Regions from separate parts of the Homo sapiens genome. Here region 2 is linked to region 1. The links are chromatin loops, found by intact Hi-C in ENCODE. Cell type or tissue: IMR-90. All regions are shown on one strand.

Region 1 (2,500 bases):
GCTATTGTGAGAAGTGCTGTAATGAGCATTTGTGTGCATATGACTTTATAATAGAAGGATTTATATTCCTTTGGTTATATACCAAGTAATGGGATTACTGGGTGAAATGGTATTTCTGGTTTTAGATTCTTGGGGAATCACCACACTGTCTTCCACAATGGTTGAACTAATTTACACTCCCACCAACAATGTGTAAGCATTCCTTTTTCTCCACAACCTCGCTAGCAACTGTTATGTTTTGACTTTTTAATTATAGCCATCCTGACTGGTGTAAGATGGCATCTTGTAGTTTTGATTTGCATTTCTCTAATGGTCAGTGCTATTGAGCTTTTTTCCATATGATTGTTGGCCACATGTATGTCTTCTTTTGAAAAGTGTCTGTTCATGTTCTTTGCCCACTTTTTTATGGGATTGTTTGTTTTCTTCTTGTAAATTTGTTTAAGTAAGGAGTATGTTTAATTTATATTTGTACTACTTTGCTTCTATTCAGTCAACATTTTCAGTATGAGCAAATAAAGAACAATTTCCATACTCAGGCCAGGTGAGCCTTGAAATCATGGAAACTGGCTCATTTATGCCAACATAGTAATTCCCAGTGCTTACTTACCTGGCATTGGCCTGGCATCTTTGCTTCAAGGAAGAGACTCATTTAGATTCCACCTGTTTCCCCATCCCCTTTCTATTAATCTTCTATACTTTTTCAAGTTGTCAGGAGAAATATTTTAAAAGGACCCCAGTCGGGAGGGGAGGTGTGGGCAAATTTTCATCCTCGGACTTTCTTCCAGCTGCCTCTGGTTCATTTCACTTTTCACATCGTCTGGCCTTCTTCCCTTCCTGGCCCTGCCTTGGCTTCTGCGGCTTGACTCCTGTGTTCAGCCTGGTCCTCTAATATGCGTACTCTCGTTTCGACCAGCCACCACCCATCCAATTTTCTGTCCTTCAGCTTCACAACACAGCCATGTGTAAGAGGTGCCCTTTCCACATATGCCACCATGGTCCCAAGGAGCCCATTCAGGTCTTGCTCAGCCCTCGCCTGACTCTCGCTCAAAAGAGAAAAATAAGTCCGTCAGAGCTCTGAATTCCCACTGTGAGGCCTCCACTCACTGCAAAGTAGCATTCCCACCTGATTAGTCACTTGAATTGGATTTCATGAGTAGGATGGAGGCATTGGTTTCATGTTGCACTGTAACATGGGTTACAGTGTAAGATGGGTTAACTTTATTAAACATATTGGTATGTTGTAAATATGTATGACTCCTTAGAAACCATCAGTTCGCCAAGTCATACTGAGTCATTCTTCTGGAGGAGAGCTGAGGGGTTAATTAAAAACAGCTGCATCTAGGCCGGGCACGGTGGCTCACGCCTGTAATCCCAGCACTCTGAGAGGCCGAGGCAGGCAGATCGCGAGGCCAGGAGACCGAGACCATCCTGGCTAATACGGTGAAACCCCGTCTCTACTAAAAAATACAAAAAATTAGCCGGGCGTGGTGGCGGGCGCCCGTAGTCCCAGCTAATCAGGAGGCTGAGGCAGGAGAATGGCGTGAACCCGGGAGGTGGAGCTTGCAGTGAGCCGAGATTGTGCCACCGCATTCCAGCCTGGGTGATAGAGCGAGACTCCTTCTCAAGACAAACAAACAAACAAACAAAAAACAAAAACCAAAAACCAAAACAGCTGCATCTAATCATGCACTAGCATGATATACTTCCTTCTTGGACAGCACAGGTAAGACAGAACTCACAAAACAAAAAGGAGGCCTTCCATGGAGACGGGAGTTCTCCAGAAGGAAGATGAGCTCTAGTAGAGTATGACTATCTGAGAATCAGAAAAGAATCGGACCAAGCAATTGGCCATAGTTAAGTACAAAAGTTGTCCTAATGTGGCATTAAACAAGAAGAAAATATTGAGATTAAAGACAAAAAGCATGATTAGTTATATAAAGTATGAACAGTGTGCCTTTTCTGTTTAAATTCTTTCTTTCTTTCTATGACTTGGTATTGCTTATGTTATCCACATTTTAAAGTTAATTTAAAAATAGTGTGCATTAACTGAAGTTAAAATTATGAGTTTCTTTTCTTTTTCTTTTCTCTTTTTTTTTTTTTTTTTTTGAGACAGAGTCTCACTCTGTTGCCCAGGCTGAAGTGCAGTGGTGCGATCTCGGCTCACTGCAACCTCTGCCTCCCAGGTTCAAGCGATTCTCCCACCTCAGCCTCCCGAGTAGCTGAGATTACAGGCATGCACCACCATGCCCAGCTAATTTTTTATGTTTAGTAGAGACGGGGTTTACCTATGTTGGTCAGGCTGGTCTCGAACTCCTGACCTCAGGTGATCCACCTGAGTGCTGGGATTATAGGCGTGAGCCACCGCGCCCAGCCTATTTTCTTAAACAATTTTTTTAAATTAATCTTTTATTTTATTGTGGTTAGAACATTAAATAGGAGATCTACCTTCTTAACAAATTTTAAGTGTACAATATATTATTATTGACCATAGGTATGGTGT
Region 2 (2,500 bases), 65 kb before region 1:
CTATTCAGTAATAGATACCTGGGATGGTGGTTGGCAAGCCCCTTGACGAAAGGAAATCCTCAACCACTTAAATGGATATTATCTTCATTAACTCTGACGCATGTGACAGTAACTGGAAAATATGCTTTCCTCTCTATCCAAAGTCCCTGCTGAAACCCTTATTTCTTCCATTCAGTTTTTGCATCCACTTACTGTTCATACCATTCATTTTAGCCTGCAGAGACACTAACCTGTTGCCTTACATACATTGACACTCAAATCTTTATCAGATGAATGGATGGCAAAAACCCTTCACTGGGTTCAGGAAATGTGGCTTAAAATGAAACTGATAAAAATATCAGACTCAGGGTTAGAAATCTTCAACAGTGCATTGAGTGCGTTAAATAGTGGAGCCTTACAGCAAGAGAGACTCACATTTGAAACATAAGTTACTTAATGATGCTTAGAGGAATTCACGTCTGCTTATTTTACTATAACAGGAAGATAAAATTATTCATTAAATGTCTTCTGAGAGGTTGTTGAGTATAGGGAACGTATCTTTTCTGCCCTGAGTCCCTCAGCACTGAGCATACTGCCTAGCACATAATTGGTACTCAATAAATGCCGGTTGAATTATTGAGTGACCAAAGAAAGACTCCATCGAAATGAATGCCTGGGAATAACTGAGAAATTCTTCAAATATTGTGTAGAATACAGCAATATCTCAAATTTCAGAGCTAAAATAGTTTCTGTAATGGTATAAATTTGGGAAGTATGGTCAGTATCTGAGAGAAAAAAATAAAGTAATTGTTATTTTAATTCTTATGTGGTAAAATATGTTCTTTAAAAAAGCTAGTAAATTTCCATTTTATGCTTGTGATAGAGCTTGAAGAAGAATAAAGATGAGTGATAAGAATGAGCTTTTGTTTTTTTAAACAAGTAGGCTGTTTAAAAATTAAGAGGTTTTTTTATTAGAGTGCTAGTTAAATTTTTTAAAATCTCCATTGTCTGCCCTTTTTATTTCAAGAGGAGGAATAACTAAGACCAAGAGATTTTAGCATGATTTGGGGTCATCATGTTCATCTTGAGCCCTTTTGGGGAAAACATCCACAAAATAAATTTGCAGTTCTCTGGCTTTTGACTCTTAAGCTACAAAGAAATAAAATTTAGAGACTAATATGTCTCTCAGAAAAGGTAATTTAATTATTTTCTTCTTATGCCTTTATATTTGTAAACTCTACTAGCATTATGGCATCAGTGGAACATTTTTATATGAAAACAATGGAAATGTTTCCTTATATTGACAAGTCGTTGTTCAGAATGAAAAGCAGTGTCTGTTCTCAATTTTCAAGTCTTGAAGTGTTGATAAACACAGGAATGCTTGAGCCAAGACCCATCCCTACCAGAGCCTATTTGTTTCACTGAGAGGAAACAAGATACACAAAAGGAAACATTAAAACCTTACACTACGAGTCAGCTATGAATAGAATCTAATAGTGGCTCCCTGTTGCCCTGGAAAGAGAGGTTGCCTAAACACAACCTGGGTTTAAATGCAGATTCTTCTATCCACCAGCTACATAACTTTCTCACAATTATGTGACCTCTGCAATGTGGAATCCTCCTCAGGAAAATGGCTTTAAGAACACTGGCTTCCTGAGGTTGAAATTATTAAATTTAACAAAGGAAAAGTATCTTTAAAAAAAAAAGAAGTAGCTAACACATATTGAGTGCTGTATGCTCTTGTATGATGCTGTGGACATTTCACTTACTGTTATAACATACATTTTCAGAGAAGGCATTGAGACTTAGAGAGGTTGACTATTGGTTTGAGGGCACACAGTGACCTGAGATCTGTCTGAATCCAGGACATATCTTTAACCACCACATTTTATGCCAACAGTTTCCCCTCTAGTAAGAGAAATAAGAATAACATAAATAATAATCTACCTTAAAATACAGCAAGTGCCATAAAAGAAGTCAAAAAGGGAAAATGGAAGAATGGAGAGATTATTTCCAGCTTGTGGATCTTTATGACAAAGCTCTTGATAAGAACTGAGTTTGGCCGGGTGCGCTGGCTCCCGCCTGTAATCCCAGCACTTTGGGAGGCCAAGGCAGGCGGACCACGAGGTCAGGAGATCGAGACCATCCTGGCTAACACGGTGAAACCCCGTCTCTACCAAAAATACAAAAAATTAGCCGGGCGAGGTGGCGGGCGCCTGGAGTCCCAGCTACTCGGGAGGCTGAGGCAGGAGAATGGCGCGAACCTGGGGGGCGGAGCTTGCAGTGAGCCGAGATCGCGCCACTGCACTCCAGCCCGGGCGACAGAGCGAGACTCCGTCTCAAAAAAAAGAGAAAGAAATAAAATAAAATAAAAAATAAAAGAGCTGAGTTCAAAGAAGGAAAACTGAAAGATGTGGTGGGTTTTTGGAGTCTGAAAAACGTACTTTATCTAAGTGGCAATCTGGGGAAAAGCCTACACATTGCCATTCCTAATGGCTCCTCATGACAATTTTTCATCCCT

What was found. Peaks named below come from ENCODE experiments on the same cell type or tissue, not always from the same donor. Only the 100,000 strongest peaks of a DNase experiment are listed, where the experiment ranks them.
Region 2: it touches region 1 in a loop (2.7-fold over the local background); 1 of 110 quality-filtered maps calls a loop at or near these places.

The regions. Positions count from the first base shown.
Region 1 is chr9:16,963,212-16,965,711 of GRCh38, forward strand. No RefSeq gene overlaps it. Among named protein-coding and RNA genes, the nearest start is that of BNC2, 94 kb to the left of the region's middle. In IMR-90, no CTCF peak of the experiment used is centred here; a DNase peak (open chromatin) is centred at 1,200; H3K27ac peaks cover 1,187 bases.
Region 2 is chr9:16,898,331-16,900,830 of GRCh38, forward strand. No RefSeq gene overlaps it. Among named protein-coding and RNA genes, the nearest start is that of BNC2, 29 kb to the left of the region's middle. In IMR-90, no CTCF peak of the experiment used is centred here; a DNase peak (open chromatin) is centred at 1,471; H3K27ac peaks cover 333 bases.